Linked DNA regions of Mus musculus: region 1 is linked to region 2. The links are chromatin contacts, found by Hi-C or POLR2A ChIA-PET in ENCODE. All regions are on one chromosome and are shown on one strand. The core of a region is the stretch at or near the end of the contact, and the rest is flanking DNA. Distances in the headings are between cores, read along the strand shown.

Evidence for each region. Hi-C counts contacts between places; a loop is a spot of excess contacts on that map. ChIA-PET counts read pairs that join two places held with the same protein, here RNA polymerase II (POLR2A).
Region 1: a loop to region 2 is called in a map of gastrocnemius, with 4 times the contacts of the local background. The contact joins the promoter of Igf2r here to the enhancer-like site in region 2. A Hi-C loop is called at or near these places in 6 of 37 maps with a recorded cell type or tissue (gastrocnemius and heart). POLR2A ChIA-PET finds 5 or more read pairs at or near these places in 1 of 5 experiments (Patski).

Annotation. Positions count from the first base shown.
Region 1 is chr17:12,767,338-12,771,022 of GRCm38, forward strand. Igf2r (insulin-like growth factor 2 receptor) reads right to left here and starts at 2,369. Exons shown (of 48, transcript NM_010515.2): 1 at 2,063-2,369. The coding sequence starts at 2,196. The region is part of intron 1 of Airn (antisense Igf2r RNA); the gene reads left to right.
Region 2 is chr17:12,719,867-12,723,469 of GRCm38, forward strand. Igf2r (insulin-like growth factor 2 receptor) reads right to left here. Exons shown (of 48, transcript NM_010515.2): 11 at 2,262-2,426; 12 at 1-84. Among named protein-coding and RNA genes, the nearest start is that of Airn, 20 kb to the right of the region's middle. Within about 2 kb of position 1,792, at least 2 of the 3 ENCODE cell types and tissues checked have a DNase peak (open chromatin) inside an H3K27ac peak, as active enhancers do; they include gastrocnemius and heart, where a contact is called at or near this core.

The DNA of each region.
Region 1 (3,685 bases), core at 1,119-3,618, 48 kb after region 2:
GGAGATGAGGTGAAAGACCACAAGTTCAAGACAATGAGATGACCATGCACAAGTGAGCAGCTCTGAGACTCCATGACGCTCAGTTCTCCTTGACAAATTCTACTCTACTAAAATATAAACTCTAAACTGGGTGGGATTAAAGTGCCGCCTTTAATCCTGGCACTTGGGAGCACACAGGCAGACAGATTTATGGGTTCAAGGCCAGTCTGGTCTACAGAGTGAGTTCAAGAATAGCCAGGGTGACACAGAGCAACCCTATCTCCCCTCCTTCCCCTCACCAAAAAAAAAAAAAAAAAAAAAAAAAAAACTTAACTCTAGGAGACTAGACAGTTAACAGCTCAGCAGTTAGGAGTGCTTGCTGCTTTCGCACAGGATCCATGTTCAATGCCCAGCATCCACGTGGAGCCTCACAGCCATCTGTAACTTCAGTTTCAGGGGAATCTGGTGCCTTCTTCAAGGACACCGTAAGGTATGTGGTAAACAGACATAAATTCGAACAAAATACTCACACACATAGAATAAAAAAATATTCTCTTAATTTTTTCGAAGAAATTAACCTACTATAGCTAGAGAGTTGGCCTTTGGAGGGGGGGGGGATCAATTCTTAGCAGCCACGCAGGCTGCTCACAACCTGTAACTCCAGCTCCAAGGACTCTGAGACCCTTTTCTGGCCTCTGCATGGCAGACACAATGGACACGCATGTGCGCACACACACTTTAAAAATAATGGTGTAAAAAAAAAAAGTGAATTCTAAGGCAAAGGCCGCAGGTCTGTAGTAGAGTACTTGCTTAGCATGCCTGGGCCCTAGGTTGGATCCCCTGTACCAACGCCTTCAAAAGAAACAAATTCCAGTTATCTAGCAAGACCGTGACTTCCACAGCACTAGACCAGCTGTGTTAATTCTTGGTCACAGCAGCCCTAAATCCAAAATTTTCTGTTCTAAATGTTCCCCCCTGGGCCTACTATTGTTTAAGGGGCACCCTTCCTCCATATCATGAAGTTACCGGGGCAGCAATCTATCTTTGGGCAGCTAATTGGTCTATAAGCCGCAGTGCAGCAGTGTCTCCCTCCAAATACTCTCCAAAATGAGAAATAGAATTCTGGTCAGCTCATTCTTACACTAACAAGTCCTACAAATTATTAACTCCAGGTGAGAGAACAAAACTCTCTGATACAAAGGACTAAAGAGCCTGGACTACCATTAGAAACATCAAGTTTGGCTCAGCCCCGTCTCATTCTGAGTCACTTTTGAAAGTCAAGGGTAAAGCTGGCTTCAAGATTCTCTTCCCGCTTCCTTCTTATCAAAGTTTTTAAAACAAGAAAAGATTTGGTTTCCCTTCACCCTAAAGAGCCCAGAGGAGGCCTGTCTCCAAACTAATGGTATTGGAAGTTCCCTAGGCCCACAAGTCTGTGTCCAACACCAACAAACTTCGACAGGACTGGAAATTATACAACCTTGGATCCCAGAGCAGAAGACTCCACTAGAATAATCTACTCTGGAGACAATGACATCATGTGAGCAACCACACAGGAAGCTAACTGAGAGACGTGAAGGGTAAAGTCTTGAAAGCCTACAGAGATGACCACCTCTCAACCCTTGTCAAAAGAAGAAAAAGCTTCAACCACTGACAAATGGCTACTTTAAATAAGGAAAACTGAGAGTTGCCACAGAAGGGGTCAATCTGCAGTTGAAACCACCACTACCCAACTCCAAGAGCATCGCGTGGGTTCGCACTCCCTGGAGACTGCACACTAGAGGGGACGCCTCCGAAGCCCCACGGCTGGAACTTCAATGGAAACGTGCAGCGGGACAAAAGCCCAGCCTTAGCTCTGCCCCCTGCAACTTCCGACGGACACACCGGGCCCCGGGAGTCGCACAAAGCCGCCCGACTTATGACAGCCACAAGTGGCCGGGCACGGGGGGCTCCGGGGGCCAGTGCCACGGCGGCGCGTCCTCCTGCGCCGCCGCGGCCACCACGCGGGCAACTTTCCCGCGGGGGCGGGGCGGGGCGGAGGTCTGCGTGTCCTCGGGGCTCCGCGCCCGCCACGCAAGACACCCACCTGCACAGGGCGTCCAAGTCGACGGCCTGGGCCTGCGCGGAGCCCGCGGCCGCCAGGAGCAGCAGCAGCAGGAGCGGCGGCAGGAGCGCGACGCGCGGCCCGGAGGGCACCGGTCCCAGCTGAACGGCCCGCATCGCGTGTGGCGTGGGGCTCACGGCGGCTGGCCGTTTGGAGCCGCGCCTGGGACACGGTCGCGCCACCACAGCGGAGTCGAAGCTGCAACGGGAGCTGGAGGGAGAAAGAGGAGAGAGAACTGGAGCCAGGGGGGAGTGCGACGAGGAGGCGCTCCGTGGCCGTCCCCGGAGCGTCACGTGACCTGAGTCGGCCCGCCCCCGCCCCGCCTCCTGCTCACGTGACGTCCTCGTTCAGGTGCTCTCCGCCCAGTCCCGGGTCACATGAGCATCGCACGCGCGCGGGACAGGAAGTGTTGCGGGCCGGGCACGAGCGCCAGGTACCTACTCGAGGCCTGACAACCCCAGGGTTGCTCACGCGCGGCGAGGGGTGACGCCTCAGAGCCAGACCTCAGTTTCCCCGTCCAGCACCCAGGTTGCGTCTGCGCTTGAGCGCTTCCTAACTCTCTCTTCTTCAACCGAGACCAGTACGGTGGCCGAGATGGAGTTAGGTGGAAAAGCCCAGGTTGATGTTTAGTGTTGCAAGTGGATGCAGGGTTAAGAGGTCAGTCTTTCTAGAATCCCGCGTGGGAGTTTCCGACTCATGCCCCGGAGAGCCTCACAGCAGCTCTGTGGAAATGTGACTTCCCAAGCAGGGCTTTCTACAGCAAGTTAGGTGACTGGTGGACTAATATGCAGTGTGCAGAGAAACCAAAATGTAACAAGCAAATGACAAACAAAAAAAAACTTTTAGCGTGAGATTGCTTACTATGTAGCTCAGGCTATACTGGAGTTCAGATCCCTCTACTTAAGCCTACCGAGTTCTAGGTTTAGAAGCGTGTACCACCACCTCTGTTACAAAGTTTTATTATTCTGTAAAGATAATATGCAGCATCCATATTACATAAGGCGGTAACCTAGTGAAAGTACAGTAAATGAGCCTTAGGAAATGGCTCAGACTGTAATGTGCCTGCGGGTCTGAGCTCAAGCCCCAGCACCCAACCCCTGGAACTTTGGTGGGGAGGCAGAGACGAGGGCATCTCCGATGTTTGCTGGCCAGCCAGGCTGGCTGAATGTGGCCAGGTCCGCTGTTATTACCAAGAAACCAAGAAGAGGTCACTGGGCAGGAAGACAATCTGGCTGTGACACCAGGATTGGTCAACTGATCTTACTAGCTAGGCAGATATTCCATTCCTTCACTCCACGTGCATCCCTCCAGGAGCTGCCTGCTGGATGGAAGAGGATGGCCTGTTCCTGATGAAGAAGGACCATTTGAGGGTCAGGGGTACAGGAGTAGTCCCTTGATAGAAGCTGGAGTTCATGTTTGTCCTCTCTAGTGTTAGAACTAATGCAGGCAAGTGTTGTCAGTGAGAAAACCGCTAAATGAAGAGTTAGCTGTGAACCAGAATGTAAACTTCCACTCAAAGTATCATCCCCAAAATACATTTTCTTTGGATGGCTTTGGAAATGGAGCACCCCATAAACCAAGCCTTTGGTGAAGTCTTGTGTCCCC
Region 2 (3,603 bases), core at 542-3,041:
GCACCCGGTGACAGACGTTGATGAAGAAATACTTTTCTGATTCTGCCTGGCTGCCATCCACTGCTTCCCAATTCTGTTCTGATTCTGCAATCAAACCCAAAGTCCTTTAAGCCAAAGGCAGTAACATTTTCTTGCAGTCCTATCTTAAAACAGCGACTAAGCCAAGGTCAGACAATCTCTAGTACTCCACAGACAGTCATGGCGTCTCCACTTCCTCACTGACTGTGTCAGGAACAGACCATTCCCCACAATGTTTTCTGAACTACATGAGAAAGTCAGTTGCTGTCCTGAGCCTAGTGAAGGGGCACAGGTCACATGCTAAGCTTCAGATCCCACAAGGGCCTGTGCAGCTAAGAGAGTGTCTACCTCTTCTACACAGGATGACTGGGAGCAGGGTGGAAGGTCTGGCTCACAGAAGGTAAGGATGGATCCTAATGGGTAGAGAGTGAGTGGGTGGAGTGAGTGAGTGTGTGTGAGTGTGTGTGTGTGTGTGTGTGTGTGTGTGTTTGTGTCAAGGGAACCACCACTGGGTATTAAGGGTATCTATCAGGCAAAGAAAAGAGTAGTCATGAGAATGTGCCTATCACTTCAGACACTGCCCTGAAGGACACCCAGAGCTGGCACACATTCTTGTCTGAAATGATCCTTTGGGAAGTTGGTAACCAGAAGTAAAATCCCACAGCTTGCCAATGTTTTTGGAGAGCTAGGTTCTCAAGTCCACACAGAGCCTGCAGACACACTCTGAGAGACAGCATGTGTGCCCAAGTTTCCCCAAAAGCACTGGGCATTGGCTGGAGGGGGTGTGTGCTGCAATCTCCAGGGTGGGACTTTCGGAACATTCAGCTCACAGCATCTTCTGGGCTCTCTGGATGCAAATGCTACAGAAACACTCCAGATTCCTCAAAAGCCAGACTATAGCATAGTCTGCTAAGGGCATTAATGTGCCTCTGTATCACCTCTCAAGATCCCAGTTTATGTCTTGTAACACAGACACTTAAAACTTAAAAAACAAAAAGTGTTTCTCTCTCTGCTTCCTAATGGGAGTTGCAATGTGATCAGCCATTTGCACTCCTTATTGCCAGGCCTTCCTCGCTGTGATAGACTATATCCCTTCTTAAACTGGAAGTAATGCACCCCCTTTTACTTTAAAAACAAAACACAACAAAATCAAAAAACAGAAAATGCTGTGTTGCTGTGTACAACTCAGCTACACACATGAGCTGAAGGGAGGAGCGGTGCTCACTAGAGTCCTCCCACCATGGTCCTGCTCTTTTCTAGGGACTAGAGAGCTTTCTAAAGTCCACATTGGCTAGAGCTACACATGTCTTGGCAGAGTTCTAGTTCAGAGATTAGAACGTCTTCCACATTGTAGAAACCCAACCTTTCATTAGCACACATACACAAGATTCAGTCCCAGCTTCCTGAAGCTATTTTAACTCCTACAGAAATTTCCTGTGTTTCTACAGTTTCCAGGATGCTTAACTCGTAAACCATAAAGATGTCTTACTGTTAAAGCAATCAGCTAACACAAATCATTTACTGTGGACCCTGATCTTAAACCGGACATACAGGAGATATTCCTCCAACAGTACTTTTCAGATAAGCCTCCAAAGACAATAGAACAGACAGTTACAACTGGTACTGATGCAAGTCACTCTGTCTTAGGGGATGTAAGGCTCCTATAAGCCTACTCTCATCTACCTCATTGATTTTCGGCAAGATGCCACTCATTTCTGAGGTGTAGCATGTGGGCTCTCAGTGGTAGTCAGTTACCCAGCACCTTCAACATAACACAGGCTCTGCCAGTTTCTGCAATGAACCTTGTCACTGACACACTGATTCACCATGTCATCCATGCTGGACAACCCTCCCAGGACTATAGATCAGAGGCATGCTGACCCGCTTTCAGTGGCAGTAAAGAGGCAGCCATATGAAAGGACAGAAGCTCCACCAACCTCCTCAGTCACTACCCAAAAAAGTTGCTGGAGAAACTGTCTCTAAGCACAGTGCACAATACCTGTCATAGCAGGTCCTGGACATTCTAACTGAACCAGTAAGGTGAGCCAAGACAACTCAACTAGAAAAAGTGAGGTTCAGATGCAAGTAGTTCACCTCCTAACTAGTGTTCCTTATATTTTGTACTGTGGCTAGACGGGAATGGGGGTCATGACTCAACTGGCAATTAAAAAATGTTTCCCCAAACCATTGGGGTCATCTCCTGTGAACACGGTGACTGCTGTCCTCGGAAAGGCAAGCAATACCTGAGTGACGAGCCAACACAGACAGGTCATAGCGTTTCTTGCCATTGATGGCCCCGCAGAGGAGGTCTTCCTTCTCTTTGATGCAGGCGTATTTAGTGTCCCATGTGAAGAAGTAGGTGCAGTCCACCTCACCTGTGAACACAGGCTCTCCTCTCCCATCCTTACCTAGACATGCAAAGCCACAGGAAAGCACACAATTTGGTGACATGACCCACACCCAGGAATCACCTAGCTGTCCAGAGACCATCTTAGTGCAGTGGTACTCCGTATCTCAGGGAGGAGGTGGAGAGAGAATTAATGAGGGCCATGGACCACAGTCGATGTTTGGCTGCTCCAGGCTGCAGTCACATGGCAAAGAACTCACCAGAGTACAAAGAGAAGAGTACAGGCCCCGGAACCCAAGTTCCAAGAACACAGACTAGTGAGTGAGCAAGACCTGATGTCTCTCCAACACCTATCCAGAAAGGCAAACAGAGGCAAAAGCACAGAGCAGTTCCTTGTTCAGCTAGAGGAAGGCAGGACCTCACATTCCTCCACAAGGGTAGGGGCACATTCCCAATGCTGGCTGCACCAACACCTTTCAGTGTATGTGTCTGTAAGGCCCTACTAGAGTCAACACCACATCCTCCTCCACCCACAGAGGCCCCATGCACTACCCAGAACAGCACGATGGCTCTGCTCCTCGCAGGCCACTTCTCCCTGGCCTAGGATTGGGCAAAGAACTGCCCTCCCTCTGGAAACCCTATCCCTCGGCCTTTCCCAGCGGCGGCCACTGGCACAAAGCTGCCCTTTTTTCCACCGTTGGTGGTTTCATAATCCCGGCCGGCTGCACCTCCCATGTGTCTGCCTGTATCTTTGAGGTGTGTCTGAGCAGTTTCATGTTCTAAGGAAAGGGGAAATTAGGTTTTATAGCCAAAAGCAAATGAGTTCTCAAGTGTAATTTCTATAAAGTCTTGAACTAAATCACTAGGATTGGACGACCAAAAGCAAACTCATCCCAAGTGGAATATGAGCCAGACAGTAACAGTTAAAGCAAAACAAATGTGGAAAAACATTAATGATTGTTTTAGAGCCATGGTTCTCAACCTTCCTAATGCTGTTACTCCTTAATACAGTTCCTCATGTTCTGACCCCAACCATAAAATTATTCCGTTGCTACTTTGTAACTGTAATTTTGCTGCTGTTATGACTGTAATGTAAATATCTGCTCTGCAGGGTACTGATGTGTGACGCTTGTGAAAGGGTCATGACACACAGGTTGAGAACCACGGTTATAGAGACAACTGTATAAACTTCATTATAATGTTCTTCCTACTTGCATATCTGAAAACTTTTGTAATAA